Linked DNA regions of Homo sapiens: region 1 is linked to region 2. A link is an interaction called in ENCODE POLR2A ChIA-PET data of the cell type or tissue named here. Cell type or tissue: PC-3. All regions are shown on one strand. Links, peaks and the distances in the headings refer to the core of each region. The heading gives the core; the rest is flanking DNA.

Region 1 (2,914 bases), core at 229-2,728, 300 kb after region 2:
GTTACCTTCTCAGTATCACAGTCTTTTAACCTCATTACTCGGAACTGTTCTACTGAGAGGATTTGGGAGAGCAGCTGGGAGGGGGGCCTTTGAAATGTCCTCAGTGCCACCACATCAGAGTGCCCATTCTACCATAACCCTCAACCCCCACAAGTCACAGTGAGAACACTACTTCCTTTCCCTTCCTCTGGGGACCTTCTTGGGATCCATAAGGCACAGTCTGAGCCTGACACTGCAATACCCATACCCGGGAAGCCAGCTGGAAACCACTCCATCCCATCAGCCTTCAGGACTCCTCCACTTTTCCCTCCTGGTATCTGAGTCACCATCTTCCCTGGACTAACTTTGGTCAGGCCTTTATCATTTCTTGCTAGAATAGTCTCCTAATTCTTTCATCTTTTTCTTTCCAATCTATCTTCTCTGGGGCTACCTATTAACCTCCTAAACCTTTTTTCTAGTTGTGTCTCTTAACTTCTCTAAATCACCTAGAGCTGACATTTATGGCGTGCTTACTGTGTTCCAAGTAACATGGATGCACTATTGTGCACTATCTCCCTGTACCTCACAGTACCGTATGAGGTATCATCAGCACTCCTGGTTGCTTCAGCATGGCTGGGCTTGCCCTTTCTAGCCTTCTCCCTCCTTTATGTCATAAACAGCTGCTCAGTCCAGGCCTGATCCTCTACTGTTCATTCTCTAGTCTGGCCCATGCCTTCAACACCACAGCCTCTCATGGTCAGAGACAGATACTTAGGTGAAGGACAGAAAAAGTCCCAGTTTGTGAAGCTACCGGACTGGCTCTCGCTGGTCTCTCCCCCAGGGCCTCATGCCCAGTACCACTGAAGGGTCCCAATGCATCATCTCAAATGTTGGCCAAGAGCAGCTTACGATGTTCTCCTCCCAGAGAATTGGTATTCCCAGAGAGGGTTACAGAAGACTATGTGGCATAAGAGCAGAACCAGGGCCAGTGGGCACAAAAGCTCTGGGCAGACTTTCACCTACAAGTAGAACTTTCTTTTGTAAAAATAGTGAGATAGGCTGTTTTGGGAGGTAGACGTATGTGTTCACATAGTGGGTAGTGAATGACCTGACAAAGACATCATAGATAATATTCCTTTTTTAAACATGAGATTGACTGGATGAATGCTAAGGTTCCTTCCAATCCAGTGAAACTATGATTCCAAGAAAACGTTTTAAATCCCATAGATTAAGCTTTAATGGTAGAACTCCAGACACAGGATGAGCTCACAGGGGTGATCACACCATGTAGGCTGGCCTTGTCTTTCCTCAGCCATAGGAATATACATGTAAGACACCCACGGATGAACTAAGCCCAGAAGTGCCCTTTTCCAGGCTTGAGAGGAAGAGCTCCCGGAGGCAGTCCTTTGGGCTGCAGCCTGGGAATATGCTTTGGCCACCCTTGATGGCGCCTAGGAAGCTTCTCTTGGCCCCGGCTCCACTGAGATTGTGTATGGAAGACTTCTCAGGGGCTACGGGAGGCGGGGAGGAGAATTCCCAAGGACTGTCCCTTGCCAGGCTGAGACACCCTGGCTCCACCTACAAGCCTGCTGTCTACTAGGGGCTCCGGGCCTATTCCCTGTGGGGCTTGGCTACCATGGGATCTGTTTCCAGTCACCCAGAGCATCCTGGGATGCCGAATTCCACAGAAGTCTGGCCACTCTGGCGTCACTGCCAAAGGCTGGCCTGGAGCCAGCCCACAGCAGGAACTCATGGCCAGACTGAGAGGCAGAGCTTTCCTCAGGAAGTTGGATTGATTCAAACAGGTAAGAATGTGAAGTGCAGTGCTTGTGCCTAGCTGTACACAAAACGGAAGGGGAATAAATGACCTTATAGTAGCATAAAAAAAAAAAAACCCAGCTGGGTGCGGCTCACGCCTGTAATCCCAACACTGTGGGAGGCCGAGGTGCGTGGATCACTTGAGCCCAGGAGTTTGAGACCAGCCTGGATAACATGATGAAACGCTGTCTCTACAAAAAATACAAAAATTAGGTGGGCATGGTGGCATGTGCTTATAGTCCCAGCTACCCAGAGGGCTGTGGCAAGAGGATAGCTTGAGCCTGGGAGGTGGATGCTGCAGTGAGCCAGGATCACGCCACTGCATTCCAGCCTAGGCAACAGAGTGAGACCCCGTCTCAAAAAAATATATAAATAAATAATAAACCCCAACCAACTTTGGGTTTACAGAGTGACGACAGGCTCAAAGGGTGTCAGTCTGTAATGATGCTGCCAAAAATTGGATGCAGCTGGAGGTATGTCTATGTCTTGACAAGGGGAAGTGATAGGACCACTGTTCTTTTGGCTGATCAAGCCTCATGAGAGAGCACTGCAACCAGTTCTGGCCACCTCTTAAGGGTGATGCTAGCAGAAAAACATGGGTACATGGAGCAAATAGGATGGTTAGAAGTCTCGAAATGACAACTTTACACATGTGACTTTGGGCAAGTTACTTATCCTGAGTCACAGTTTCCCAAATGGTATAAATGAGGTAACCATGGAAGCACCTAGGGCTTAGTAGAAGATTGAAATTAGTCAAATATAAATCTGAATAGTGTCAAGGGCTGGCTTGGGTAGTAGTGAGCTTCCTGGCATGAGAGGTATTTCAGCAGTGCTTGGACAAACTTTGGTTAGGGGGGCTCATGTAGCTGCAGGCACATGACTTCTACAGGCCCTTCTGGCTCTAGGCTTCCATGAATTCGTTTATGCTTTTTTTTTTTTTTTTTTTTTTTCTTTCAGTTCTTCCGGTGTGTGAGAACTGAGACAATCCCTTCTTAGCTACAGAGTTCCAGACCAGCCTGGACCAGCTACAGAGTCTTAAACTCAGCAAGACCCCTAGGGTTATTGGACCTGTGCAGAGATGTCTTGCAGGTATAGGCTTTCAGGAGCTTGGCAAGGA
Region 2 (2,914 bases), core at 151-2,650:
CACCCTGCAACTGCTGTCCCTGCCAGAGAGAAGTGAGCGCCAGGTGAGGATCACTTCAAGGAGGAAACAGAGGACTGAGGAGCAGGTGCAGGGGCCCTGGTGAAAATGTGGCTCCTCCTATGGGAGCAGGGTGGCTGGCAGTGGTCACACCTTCTAGTTTCTCACCCTTTACCACCTTCTTTTTTGTCATTTTCTCTAAACTCATGGTTACATAGACCATTTCTTAATGTGTGTTCTTGACAGACCACGCCCACTTTCCGGCACCAGGTGCTCCAACTGGAATAAAAGGGCAGTCCTCACTTTGCCAGCCTCCCAGAGCTGTGCTGACCAGCATGTGAAATCACGATCCCGAGTGTTCTTTGGAAACTGTTCCTCACTACCAAGTGATAAAAGACCATCGCTTCTCCTCTTTCCTCCCTTCCTTTCCATTTGTCATGGTACACAAAATAATATGAGTACACATTGAGCCTAGAGTTTTAACTTTCATCAGCCTGTTTTCCCACTCTTCGATTCCTCACCACGCCTCTGTTAGTAAATATTTTTATTCTCCCCATTTTAAAGATGAGGAAAGTAAGACTCGGAGAAGTTAAATAATTTACCCAAGGTAACCCAGCTAAGAGTGACAACAGGGGGATTTAAACCCACGTCCTCCAACACAACAGGCCCTTTTGCCTATGTTGATGCATTTGATGTACAATGTATTTTATGATCTCATATCTTATCCAAAAAGAAGGTACAGACAACCTTTAGTGTTATGTTTCCTCTCTTTCTCTCTCAAAATAACATACATATCTTCTTTGTTGCAAGTTGTTTTTGTCTTGCATGTGACTCCCCTGTAGGTCCCCACCTCTGAGCTCAGAATTTTAATTTCCTGGGTGGCTGAAAAACTCTGGTCTCCTCACAAGAGATACGGAAGAAGAGGCCGAACATGGCCCAAACCTGGCTTTCCTGCTTGCCTGGGTACATCTGCCTCAGATATCAAAAGGCCTGGATTCCAGGCAAACCAGGAATAATGCCCCAGTCATCAAATTTGAAACCAAAACTCAGCAAAGACATATATTTGCTGCCAGACAGCAAATAGCTTTTTCTTTTCTTTCTCATTTTTTTCACCCAAACAAAACATCCTCTTATGAAATATGTCCAATTTGCAATATTTACTTTCCCTTTATTTAATAACAGGAAAGGGTTTGCTGGACTTTTGTTGATTTTTGCATTTCTTATTAAAATTCTTAAGGGGGTTTTGGGGGAACTTAATCAGCAAAAAGGAGGAGGAAAAAAAAATCTCATGTGCATTCCACAGGACTTATTAATGGAGGAAGCTTGCTGTTTGTTTAAGAGCATGTTCTGATGGGAGAAGGCAAATCCTCACGTGTTCCAGAGGCTTCCTCTGACTCTTCCTTTTCTGTGCTTCCTTCTTGACTGTCTCCAGAGCATTTCCGAATCCCTTGCTCTAAACCTGCCCAAGAAGATGGAGCGGAGTTTATGCCCCACCGCCAGGCTGGAGGGAAGCTCGCATTCACTGAGTGCCCAGTGCAGTTGCTTTACCCTCGACCTCAGTTTACCTCAAACCAGCCCTCAGAGGGGGCTGTTATGGGGACATTTGGCAGATGAGGAAACTGAGGCTTACAGCATGGAGTCCCTTGTCCAATCTCCCTCCCTTTCCTTATACTCCATGGGACTAAAAAGAAAGGATTCCTAGTATTCAGAGTCCTACATCCAAGGGAGTCCTCACAGCAACTTTCTGAGATAGCTACACAGTCTCCAATTTTCAAGGCTCAGAGAGGTAAAGAGACTTGTAAGGGTCACACATCTACAGAGTACAGAGCAGGGATCTGGGCTATGCTCGGCCTGACTGTCACATCCATGTTTATTTCCCTTCCCCAAGGGACCTCGTGGGGGCCAAGAGCAGCATGATGTTTCCTATAATGGAATACACTCCCCTAAAAGGTCTTGGTCCTGCCTTCCTTGGTTCCAGAACTAGACCGCAAGTAACTTCAAGGACTTTGTCTTTATATTTTCATTTGACCAGAAATACTTATAGTTATCTACATTACTATTAGTATATACGTCATACTATCATCATAGTATGTACATTTCTAGAATAGGGCCTCGTACGGGGTAAGTCTTAATAAATAGCATTGCAGGATAGTCAAGTCCCAATGTTCTCCTTCTACAGACAAGGAAACTGAGGTCTAGAGAGAAGAAGGAATTTACCTGAGGAGCCAGAAGACTGGAATGAGAATCCAGCTCTCTTGATTCCCTCCACGTGGTGCTTTCCCCAGCGTGTCTGCTCAGTGACCTGCTCATCCATTCAGTTCCTGTATGCCATCTCTACACTGGAGGGTTGGGACACCCAAGTAAACCCAAGGCGATATTTGATGGCAAAGCTCTCACAGTCTAGCAGGGGAGGAAGCTCTGGAAAGTTGGACTCTCAAGTAGTGTGGCCAATGCTAACTGAGGGACGCCCAGGAGGAGGAGGCTGAGGAAAGACTTCTTGGAGGAGTGGACTTTTGCTGGGTCTTGGAGAATGGGGAGGAGCTGACCAAGTCAGAGAGGGCACCCCAGGCAGAGGGACCTACCTGAGCAGAGGCCCAGAGGTGTGGACACACACGGCATATCCAGGAACCATCAGGCAGCCTGCCTGGGAGAAGCAAGCCTGGAAAGGAAAGTGGGATCCTGGCTGTGAAAGGGCCTCAGATGCTGTCCTTAGGGGCTTAGGTCTTATACCAAGGGCGACAGGGCCACAGGGAAGGGAGGAAGGAGGGAAAGTCTCAGCCAGATGTGGTTTTAGAAGATGGCTCTGGAGGCCTGGGGGCTGAGAGGCTGCAGGGAGGAAGCTGCTGCCTACTCCAGGGGAGAGGTGCCGGGCCTTGTGCGCCTACAGTCTTCTTTCTACTCCTCCCTTCCTTGAGTG

What was found. Peaks named below come from ENCODE experiments on the same cell type or tissue, not always from the same donor. Only the 100,000 strongest peaks of a DNase experiment are listed, where the experiment ranks them.
Region 1: POLR2A ChIA-PET joins it to region 2 with 21 read pairs; 6 of 35 experiments call an interaction of 5 or more read pairs at or near these places.

What each region holds. Positions count from the first base shown.
Region 1 is chr3:12,179,208-12,182,121 of GRCh38, reverse strand. The region is part of intron 10 of SYN2 (synapsin II); the gene reads right to left. Among named protein-coding and RNA genes, the nearest start is that of TIMP4, 22 kb to the right of the region's middle. RefSeq lists an enhancer at 2,772-2,914. In PC-3, for the core only: no CTCF peak of the experiment used is centred there; a DNase peak (open chromatin) is centred at 1,721; H3K27ac peaks cover 994 bases.
Region 2 is chr3:12,474,805-12,477,718 of GRCh38, reverse strand. No RefSeq gene overlaps it. Among named protein-coding and RNA genes, the nearest start is that of TSEN2, 8.2 kb to the left of the region's middle. In PC-3, for the core only: no CTCF peak of the experiment used is centred there; a DNase peak (open chromatin) is centred at 1,298; H3K27ac peaks cover 2,500 bases.